Regions from separate parts of the Homo sapiens genome. Here region 1 is linked to region 2. Evidence: chromatin contacts called from ENCODE Hi-C or POLR2A ChIA-PET data. All regions are on one chromosome and are shown on one strand. Each heading gives the region's core, a stretch centred on a gene start or an enhancer-like site at or near the end of the contact. The rest is flanking DNA. Distances are from core to core; before and after follow the strand shown.

What was found. Hi-C counts contacts between places; a loop is a spot of excess contacts on that map. ChIA-PET counts read pairs that join two places held with the same protein, here RNA polymerase II (POLR2A). Pooled maps may share reads with other maps.
Region 1: a loop to region 2 is called in a map of naive thymus-derived CD4-positive, alpha-beta T cell, with 24 times the contacts of the local background. The contact joins the promoter of EXOC8 here to the promoter of SRP9 in region 2. A Hi-C loop is called at or near these places in 1 of 168 maps with a recorded cell type or tissue (naive thymus-derived CD4-positive, alpha-beta T cell) and 6 of 50 pooled maps. POLR2A ChIA-PET finds 5 or more read pairs at or near these places in 1 of 52 experiments (naive thymus-derived CD4-positive, alpha-beta T cell).

What each region holds. Positions count from the first base shown.
Region 1 is chr1:231,336,319-231,341,969 of GRCh38, reverse strand. EXOC8 (exocyst complex component 8) reads left to right here and starts at 4,118. Exons shown (of 1, transcript NM_175876.5): 1 at 4,118-5,651. The coding sequence starts at 4,225. It overlaps SPRTN (SprT-like N-terminal domain), which reads right to left and starts at 3,677. Exons shown (of 5, transcript NM_032018.7): 1 at 3,366-3,677; 2 at 2,102-2,201. The coding sequence starts at 3,586. RefSeq lists silencers at 2,393-2,442, 4,514-4,683 and enhancers at 2,191-3,065, 3,464-3,663, 3,066-3,940, 4,244-4,303, 4,344-4,393 and 1 more.
Region 2 is chr1:225,776,446-225,781,968 of GRCh38, reverse strand. It overlaps SRP9 (signal recognition particle 9), which reads right to left and starts at 4,143. Exons shown (of 3, transcript NM_003133.6): 1 at 3,957-4,143. The coding sequence starts at 4,028. RefSeq lists enhancers at 1-420, 3,804-4,173, 4,424-4,643, 4,390-5,150.

The DNA of each region.
Region 1 (5,651 bases), core at 2,869-5,368, 5.6 Mb before region 2:
TGTCACCCCAGGCTGTAGTGCTGTGGTGTGATCTCGGCTCACTGTAACCTCCACCTCCCGAGTTCATGCGATTCTTGTGCGTCAGCCTCCTGAGTAGCTGGTACTACAGGCTGTGTCACCACACGCAGCTAATTTTTGTATTTTTAGTAGAGACGGGGTTTCACCATGTTGGTCAGGCTGGTCTCAAACTCCTGGCCTCAAGTGATCCGCCTGTCTCAGCTTCCCAAAGTGCTGGGATTATGGGCGTGAGCCACCGCACCCAGCCTGATTGTATATTCTTTTTGCTTCTGCTAATTTATGCCTCATAAAATTTAAAGTTATGTTATTACTTTTGGAGAGATTATGTATTGTTGCTTAATAGATTATTTTATTATTATAAAATATCCCACTTTTCCTCTAGTAAAACTTCTTCCCTTGAAGTCTTTAGTCTGATACTAATACTGGTTGAACATCCCTAATTTGACAATCCAAAATCTGAAATGCTCCAAAATCTAAAACTTTTTGAGCACTTACAAGATGATTAAAGGTTAAGTTCTAAGGAAATGCTCACTAAAGCCATTTCAGATTTGGGACTTTTGGATTAGGGAAGCTCAACCAGTAAGTATAATGCAAATATTCCAAAGTAAAAAAAAAAAAAATCTGAAACACTTCTGGTCCCACTTTGGATAATGAGTACTCAACCTTATAGCCACAATAGTTTTCTGCTTTTAAGTGTTTGGATGATTACTTTTCCTCATCCTTTTAAACTTAAAATAAGTGTGTCTTTACTGTAAGCATGTCTCTTTTAATCTAGCATGCCATTCCATGTATTTAATGGAGTGTTTAGTCCACTTACATTTAACTGATATTTTGTTTACACCTACCTTTCTCTTTATCATCTGAGCTCTGTTCTTTTTCATTAATCAAGTATTTCTACTGTACCACTTTACATTTAGTAGCTACTTTTTAAACAAACTGTGGTAAAAAAAATTAACAAAATTCCCCAACTTACCCATTTTTATGTGTACAGTTCAGTGTTGAGTATATTCACACTGTTATGTAATCCATTGCCTTTTATTATCCTTAAAAACAGCATCTCTCATCTCCAAGCATGTTTTAACATGCTTCCCACCCCATGCTCAGAAACTACCACTGTGCTCTTTTGTACAGATAATTCTTTCTTTTTTTTTTTGAGACAGAGTTTCGCTCTTGTTGCCCAGGCTGGAATGCAATGGTACGGTCTCGGCTCACTGCAACCTCCGCCTCCCGGGTTCAAGAGATCCTCCTGCCTCAGCTCCCACTGCTCCATTCTGCTAGCAGAAGTAAGTACCAGCTCTAAATGTGAAGCGTGCCCTCACACTGGTTTGTGCTGCCAGCTCAGCTAGGTGTCCTGAGAGCACAGCAGTGTTGCAGCCCAACTGAGGAGAATCAAAATTTGTGTTTCTCAACAGGAACATGTGGATCCTGTTTTCTCTGTTTCTAAATAAGTAACTTAAGCCAGTTACTTAACCTCTCTGAACCTTAATTTCTTTACTCATAAAAATGAAAACAGCAACACATGAACATAAACAGGGCTGTTGTAAAATCAAAACAGATAATATACCTAGAAGGCTTTTATTTTTTTGAGACAGAGTCTTGCTCTGTCACCCAGGCTGGAGTGCAGTGGCGCGATCTCGGCTCATTGCAAGCTCCGCCTCCTCAGTTCATGCCATTCTCCTGCCTCAGCCTCCCGAGTAGCTGGGACTACAGGCGCCGGCCACCACGCCCGGCTAATTTTCTGTATTTTTTTTTTTGTAGAGACGGGGTTTCACCGTGTTGGCTAGGATGTTTTTGATCTTCTGACCTCGTGATCCGCCCGCCTCGGCCTCCCAAAGTGTCGGGATTACAGGCGTGAGCCAGCGTGCCCGGCCCCTAGAAGCCTTTTTTTTGTTTTTTTTTTTTTTACTATGAAGCACTATAAAAAACATAAGGTGTTCATTATTGTTTGCCCCATAATTCAAGCTTTCACTGAGGGCAAAGTGACTTTTTTTAACGATACATACAGGCGAATTCACAGCAGTCTAAATCATTGACAAGTATTTGTAAATTACTGCGCTAGGAAGCAAGTTTACACGAAAAATACCTCTACAAGATCCTTTCTTGGCCTCAACTTCAAAAGGGGTTCGCTGAGACGGATGGAACACATTCCACCCTTCCCTTCATAGCTGCATATCCCAGCACACCTAGAAAACAATCACCATAAAAATGTGTTACATTGGCCAAATATGCCCAAGTCCTTACACATTCTTGGGCAGTTCACACTAACTCAGTTGGCAGATGGCTTTCATGAAAGTATACCCCCCTTGGTTAGCAGATACTTGCATTTCACCTAATTAATTAGTTACAACCCCCGCGGGCGCCTCCCGCGATGGCTCCGATCCCCGCCGGGCAAGGAAGGAAAGCAGCGTGCTCTCACCACCCTGCTTGAGAAGGTGGAAGGCTGCAGGCACCTGCTAGAGACGCCAGGACCGTACCTGGTGTACAACGGGGACCTAGTGGAATACGATGCGGACCACATGGCCCAACTGCAGCTCCCCTTGCCCTAGCTAGGCTGCAACAGCTCAAAGGCAATCCTATTCTGCTACTCCCAGTCTCCTTCCGACAAGTTACAGTTCGGTGTTATTAACAAGCAGATATCTCCAGTAGCATATCTCCAAAATCATAACAGACGCCTGTATAAAGGAAATTGGTACTTTAAACACAATTTAATATCATATCTTAATTTGTTTGACAGTAGGTTGTTTTCTATCAACTCAAAAACAAGCATGCTGGGATACAACTGTATCTTAAACTTAACCCTGTTCACGTGCAGGAGTAGATTATTATTTCAAATAGGGATTTCTGAAATTTAGCGTGTAGAAAAAGAATCGTTTTAAAAGCATCACTGAAGATCCCCAATGCAACACACGAGCTAACTAAAGTGGGTTTCCTAACGGGAATAGAGGAGGAGAACACACATCCTTTGGCAGTTACTCTGCGTCCTCAGCACTTTCTTAGGTGCAGATTTGGTTGCTTCTCCCTTCTGGGTCCTACAGCACTATCATAAGGCAAATCAGGAACTTGTTATTTTCAAGTGAAGTGAGATTCAAATAAAAATCTCTTTTTTGTTACGGCCCTGAGTCCAACCGTGGCGGTGTGGTCTACACAGCTTTCTTATTGTTCGAGTGGGAGAAAAGGTAAGGAAGACAGAAACACGCCGAGGCAGGAATTGCCAGGTCCAAAACCAGACTCCCCTCATTTAACGCCCCCTGGGACCGTCGGACTAGAGAAAGGAGAGAAAACCAGGGCCGGGGGCTGCAGGAAAGCTGCCAGTCCCGCCTCTTTCCCCAGCGGGGCTCGGAACTCACAGGGTCATTCGCACGCTCCACTTCACCTCGACGGCCTCCAGCTGGCCCCAGAAGAATTGGTCGTTAAACTGAACAAACAGTGCCTGCAAGTCCGGTGTGGGGTCCACCAACTCCCACGACGCGTCCACTAGCGACAGGGACTCCTGGGCATGATCGCGCTCCGCCTCCTGCAAGTTCCACTCCTCCTGAAGCCGCAGTGCCAACATCAAGTCATCATCCATCGTTGCCAGGATCACAGGCGGGGTCCGCCGGCGTCAGGCTGGCTCCCCAGTTACGCCGCGACCCCAAGCCGCCTAGCCGAGGACCAGGACTAGCTCCTAGGAGATGCCGGCTCTCGAGACGGCCCGTCAATCCCGCGAGAGTTCGCGGAAACGCGCTTGAGAACGAGAACGGAGCTTACCCCAAACGCCGAAGCCAAGATTCTAGGGCTTTAAAAAAAGCAGTCAGCATGACACCTCCTAGTGGGCGCAGAACCTGGGCTCACAGGGCTCGGGCCCTACGAAGCTTTCAGGAAGCTAGTTTCAGCCTTTACTCTTTGCCGGTTATTTCAAACCTCAACGTCACGCTCGGTTCATGCGCAGTACCGAAATTTCTCTCGGCCTCTCCCTCCCCTCACTTCCGCAATAGCTCATCTTGCGCATGCGCTTTAACCGATGGCATTGCTGCGCAGGCGCAATGTCTGCGCTCGGCCCACTTGCGCAGGCGCAGTGTCTGACGCTCAGACCCGGCGCAGGCGTACTCGTCTCGTTCCCATTCCTGCTTCCTCAGCCCAGGAGCTCGGTTGGCCTTGGGTGGGTCTAGACAGCCGCGGCGGCTGCGGCGCCGATAGTGACAGTGAGTGCGTGAGACCCGGAGAGAAATGGCGATGGCGATGTCGGACAGTGGGGCGAGCCGCCTGCGTCGGCAGCTGGAGTCAGGGGGTTTTGAGGCGCGGCTGTACGTGAAGCAGCTCTCGCAGCAGTCGGATGGGGACCGGGACCTCCAGGAGCACCGGCAGCGCATCCAGGCGCTGGCGGAGGAGACGGCGCAGAACCTGAAGCGCAACGTCTACCAGAACTACCGGCAGTTCATAGAGACGGCCCGCGAGATCTCCTACCTGGAGAGCGAGATGTACCAGCTCAGCCATTTGCTGACCGAGCAGAAAAGCAGCCTGGAGAGCATCCCGCTTACGTTGCTGCCTGCCGCTGCTGCCGCCGGAGCCGCCGCCGCCTCTGGAGGGGAGGAGGGAGTCGGTGGGGCGGGGGGCCGAGACCACCTCCGAGGCCAGGCCGGCTTTTTCTCCACCCCCGGGGGTGCCTCCCGCGACGGCTCCGGTCCAGGCGAGGAAGGAAAGCAGCGCACTCTCACCACCCTGCTTGAGAAGGTGGAAGGCTGCAGGCATCTGCTGGAGACGCCGGGACAGTACTTGGTGTACAATGGGGACCTAGTGGAATACGATGCGGACCACATGGCCCAACTGCAGCGGGTGCACGGCTTTCTCATGAACGATTGCTTGTTGGTGGCTACCTGGCTGCCTCAGCGGCGTGGGATGTATCGCTACAACGCTCTCTATTCCCTAGATGGTTTGGCCGTAGTCAATGTCAAGGACAACCCGCCCATGAAGGACATGTTCAAGCTGCTTATGTTCCCCGAGAGCCGTATTTTCCAGGCCGAAAATGCTAAAATCAAACGAGAGTGGCTGGAAGTGCTGGAGGACACCAAGAGGGCCCTCAGTGAGAAAAGGCGAAGGGAGCAGGAGGAGGCAGCGGCCCCTCGAGGGCCACCCCAAGTGACTTCCAAGGCCACTAACCCATTTGAGGATGACGAAGAAGAAGAACCAGCTGTTCCTGAGGTAGAGGAAGAGAAGGTGGACCTCTCCATGGAATGGATCCAGGAGTTACCTGAAGACCTGGATGTCTGCATTGCGCAGAGAGACTTTGAAGGGGCGGTTGACCTGCTGGATAAATTGAACCATTACCTGGAAGATAAACCTAGCCCACCTCCTGTAAAAGAACTAAGGGCCAAAGTGGAGGAGCGAGTTCGACAGCTCACTGAGGTGCTAGTTTTCGAACTCTCCCCAGATCGTTCCCTGAGAGGTGGTCCGAAGGCTACTCGCAGAGCAGTTTCGCAACTGATCCGGCTGGGCCAGTGCACGAAGGCCTGTGAGCTATTTTTGAGAAACAGGGCAGCCGCTGTTCATACTGCAATTCGTCAGCTTCGCATCGAAGGTGCCACTTTACTCTATATTCATAAGCTGTGCCATGTCTTCTTTACCAGCCTTCTCGAGACTGCAAGAGAATTTGAGAT
Region 2 (5,523 bases), core at 2,894-5,393:
TATATGCGATTTGTCTGAGTGAAGGAGGAAAGGGAACTCATCAAGCATTTAAGCAGGTATAAATAGTAGTAACTAGGTTAATTATCTTTAGAATACCTGATTCTATTTATTTATCTAGTAAATTCAGTTTTACACATTTTAAAAATTCAGTTCTCTAGAAACGAAACACTTAAAAATATACTAAGCATGACAACTATGTGAAGTTTTAACTCTCAGTTAAAGGAACACTCACTGGTTTCATTTAGGAGAAATGAGAGTTAAAAGGCCAATCATGGCTGGGTGCAGTGGCTCATGCCTATAATCCCAGCACTTTGGGAGGGCAGGAGTTCACTCACGAGGTCAGGAGTTCGAGACCAGTCTGGCCAACATGGTGAAACCCCGTCTCTACTAAAAATACAAAAATTAGCTGGGCATGGTGGTGGGTGTCTGTAATCCCAGCTACTCGGGAGGCTGAGGCAGGAGAATCGCTTGAACTCGGGAGGCGGAGGTTGCAGTGAGCTGAGATTGCACCACTGCACTCCAGCCTGGACAACAAAAGCAAAACTCTGTCTCAAAAAAAAAAAAAAAAAAAAAGAAAAAGAAAAGAAAAAAGGCCAATCGTGTTTATAAAAGGGTCCATTTGGTAATTTAGAGGGTGCCAAGTCACCATGTCAGATGCCATAAAGAAAGAAAAATCAAGGTTCTTTACCAAAAATAACCAAAACACAAGGACAGAATGAATTAAGTCCTATAAAGGGATATACAGATAAAATGCTAAAGAGAGAAAACAAGTAACTTAGACTGGGAAAAAGGAAAGTCTAAAAAAGGAGGTGGCTTTGAAATGCTTTTTTTGTTTTAACCTTATAGAAGAAGGCAGAAGAAAGGCTAAAAATCATTCTGAACAAGGATACAATCCGGTAGCTTCATGAGACTAGAGCTGAAGATCATGAAAATGGTGAGACAAAGCCAGAAAGACTGGAGATGGGTCAGACTGTGACTGGGAGTTGGGACTATATCCAGTTATCAAAGAGCCAGTTTTTAAGCAGGAGATGAAGAATTCAACTTTTGTTTTTTAGACAGTTGTGGCAAGAGTGTTAAGGAACTAAAAAGGCTGACAGACCAACAAAGAGGTTATTACATAATCCAGTGGTAATGCCATCTTCAATTACAGCAATACAAGACAGAGTGGTAAAAAGATACTGGGTATAATCAACAGGTTAAATGTGTTGCGGAGAGAAGACAGAGAATTTTGGAAAACAGATTCCAGAGACCTGACAAAATTTGTTCTTTAGCCCTAGCAGAAAGAGAATGGACTTGGGGTTCAAAGATCTGGGTCCAAATTTCATCTTAATCTCTCAAGAAACTAGGTATATCACTTAACAGATATAAAATCATTCATTTATATACTTTGATGGGTTGCTGTAATTGTTCATATATTATGTATAAATCTATGTAAACACACATAAATATATATTAAATGCCTGTAACATATAAACATATGTAAAATGCCTGTCACGTAGAGGCGGAGGTTGCAGTGAGCCAAGATGGCGCCACTGCCCTCCAGCCTGGGCAACAAGAACAAAACTCCATCTTGGAAAACAAACAAACAAAAAAAACTGTTAAGCTCTTCCTCTACACTCATCCTCTCCCCTCTCAACATATCAGTCAAGCCAGGCGCCATGGCTTGTGTCTGTAATCCCAGCTACTTGGGAAGCTGAGGCAGGAGAATCACCTGAGGCAAGGATTTAAGACCAACCTGGGCAACAAAGCAAGAGCCCCGTCTTTAAAAAAAAAAAAAAAAAAAAAAAAAATTAGGCAGGCATGGTGGCATGTCTGTAGTCTCAGCTACTCAGGAGGCTGAGGTGGGAGGATCACTCGAGCCCAGTTCAATGGTGCAGCGAACTGTGATTTGTGCCACTGCACTCCAGCCTGTGCCAACTGCAATTTTCTGACTGGGTAAGAGGTGAAATATTCTCTTTCTTGTCTATTCTAGACATGCTTTGCTCACAGTGATGCTCTAATTATTTTCATTTTCCCTACCACTGCCATCACATTCTTACAGTACAGTTACTCTTGATGTGAATTTATATATTCTTTACTGTTGTCTCAAGTATTTTTAGTTTATACTGTGGGTACTTCTGGATAAAAGTCCTGTGTGGTCTCAGAGTAGCATTGTCTGAATGAAGAAACAAATGACCCTGCCAACAAGGGAAGCTAACCAAATGAAGCAACCAGAAGTCACCAGTGTTATAAACAAATTACTCAATTTAAAAAATACAATTTCCATCATTTATTATTGTATCATTTTATTGTAAAAAATAGAAGTATGTTTTACAGCTTGTTACTTAGCTAGGTCTTTCTGTGGGTCTAATACTATTTTTAATCATAATTATCAACATTTCTTGCTGCACACTTTAAACTTATATGCACTATAAACTGTATGTGGCATTGGAGTTACAGGTTACCAGCTCACTGCATACACTTAAAACATAATTCATATTACTTAATGATCATCAATAGTTTCACACAGTAAATCCTGAGCCCTGGGCTGGGCGCAGTGGCTCACACCTGTAATCCCAACACTTTGGGAGGCCAACGCGGGTGGATCACGAGGTCAGGAGTTCCAGACCAGCCTGGCCAAGATGGTGAAACCCCGCCTCTATTAAAAATACAAAAAATTAGCCAGGTGTGGTGGCAGGCGCCTGTAAACCTAGCTACTCGGGAAGCTGAGGCAGGAGAACCGTTTGAACCCAGGAAGTGGAGGTTGCAGCGAGCTGAGATTGAGCCATTGCACTCCAGTCCGGGCGACAGTGCGAGATTTCGTCTCAAAAAAAATAAAACTATTGAAAAAAAAAAAAAAAGATCCTGAGCCCCGGTTTTCCGAGATTTTATCTGCTTTTAATTTTCTTTCTTCTCCGAGGGATACAGTCACAATACACTGGATCTATAATACCCTCCAATAATACCAGCTCCTTAAGGGTTGAACGGAATCTCATTCACCTTTGTGTCTCCCACAGAACCTAATTTAACTTGGGGTCAGTAACACGAGAGTGGGAAATGAATGCAGCATAAAAGAGATAACTGAGTTACAACAAACACAAAACAAAAGAAGCATCATACATAACCAGGTCTGAGGTTTTCAGTATAAAATCCCTTCAATATGCTGAGTTCTAAAAAGAAGCAGAACTTTTAATTAACACGAAGATGCTTCAAATAATTCTTAGACATGACAATAAAATAACCAAAACCTCAAGAGACGAAAAGTAAGACCCGAATGCTAAACTCCCATCACTTGGACTCCTTTGCTTTTTAATAATGAGCTAACCTCTGACATCCACCTCCATTATAATTTTTGTGGGGGCTAAGAATGTATTTCAGAGGTCCATGAATCCCTTAAAATTGTTTGCAAACATTTACTTATACATTTACTTATACCATTTTTCTGAGGAAAGGTGCAAATATTATTCTTATGGTCCCAAAGCCTGTGACTCCCAAAATACTAAGAACCAATATTCTGGGGGGTACAGATGCTTCCAAATTGGAATCTTTCAAGAATGTCTGAGCGGTAGTAGAAAAAACATCATCAGTTTTATATACATGAGGTACCCTTACCGCCTAGGCGGTACAGGAAAAGTGAACCAAGACAAAGGACAGGAAGCTGCAGGGGGAGGAGCCCTGGCTTCAGGGACTCGTAAAACAACCGAAGCCATAAAGGAAGCTGAGGGACTGGGGCGGGAAGATCGATTGCAGAAATGTTTAGGGCTGAGATGAACCTGGCTGTTGCCAGCTTCAGGGCCTCACTGGGCCGCTAGATCAGGGAAGAAGGGGACGAGAGAGCAGAACATTAACTTGGCAGGGTCCATTTGTGTTCATTCCCAGCACCTCCTGGGAGCGCTGGGGAAGCTCCAGGGGCCGAGTGGATGGCGGGAAGACATCCTGGGCTGGGGCCCAAAGCAGCGGCCCCGCCAGCGATTTACCTTCATAGGGTCAGCGAGGTAAAGCTTCTCGGCAGCGCGGCTGAACTCCTCCCAGGTCTGGTACTGCGGCATCGTGGCCTAGAGTGGAAAAGTAAAGAGAAGCAAGGCCTCAGAACCCGGCCCAACAAACTACCTACGTCCGGGAGTCGCCAACCGACGCGAGTCCCAGCAGCCCCAAGATGGCGGCGCCTCCTCGCACCAACGCCTCGCTCCATTGGACAGCCCCGTCCATGCTCGCCCAATGGGCAGGAGGGATGTTGTCAGGGAGTGGGCGGAGCCCAGGGCGTGTGGCTCGAGAGCTGAGCGAGACAAGCGGAGGGCACGGCAACCAATGCCGGCTGCCACAGCGCCCCCGGTAGGGCTGAATGAGTGGCGTCCGTCCCGTGGCCCTCAGGGCTGAACCGCAGCTGCCTTCAACAAAGATTAAGCGGCTCTGCGATAGTCGCTGCATATACGAGGAAGGAGGCGACAGGGCCCAGCTGTCACACAGCTTGGTGAAGAAGCCAGGAGACATAAACACAAGAGTGCAACGGAAAACTTTATATGATAAACATTTATGTCGGGTTAGTGGAGCGCGAAGGAAGAAGGATCTCTTGTGGGTGGGGGGAGACTCACAGAAGCGGTGCAAGCTCAACAGGTAGGCAAGGAAGGGCAGAACACGTAGGCCCATTTTAGATCTGCAGTGTATGTCAGATGACTGGTGTTTAGGAGATGAGGAAGAAGCCATATTATCACTTCTGCAAGGATAAAAAATCTGATCCTCCAAGCAGGAGGATCGCTTGAGCCCGGGAGTCCGAGGCTGCAGTGAGCCATGATCGCGCTACGCACCCAGCCTGGGCTTCAGAGGAAGACGCTGGCGCAAAAGTAAATAAATAAAGAAGATGGCCTGCAGGGGACACCAGGTAAAGGGTATTATATTTTGAGATGGAAAGATTTTGTGCATGTTTATAACTTTTAGAGAAGGACACATAAGAGATAGAAAAATAAAAAATACAAGAGAAAGAAGAAAGCGAGGTCTCGGGAAATATGAAGGGGAAGACCAAAGGCCCAGATGAATAAAAACAGGTGCATTATTGCCTTTGATGGGGTGAGGAGGAGGGAAAAGTCGGGTGAGGGTATAGGTGAGCATGTAGATACGAGGGCAAGAAGGTACATTTTCTTGTCACCTAAGACAGGAGACCACCTTCGTAAATAGGAAGGGTGGTTTTGGATCTTTGAGGAAGCAAGGATGGGTTTGGATCCTTGAGGAGAAGGTTTGGAAAAGCCATTGTGAGAAATGAATAAGGAAGCCTATTAGAAAAAAACAGGTGGGAAGCGGTGGTGCACACCTGCAATCCCAGCACTCTGGGAGGCTGAGGTGGGCAGATCACTTGAAGTCAGGAGTTCAAGACCACCCTGGTCAACATCGTGAAACCCCATCTCTACTAAAAATAAAAAAATTAGTTGGGCTTGGTCGTGGGTGCCTGTAATCCCAGCTACTCTACTCGGGAGGCTGAGGTAGGAGAATCTCTTGAACCCAGGAGATGGAGGATGTAGTGAGCCAAGATCGCATATCACTGCACTCCAG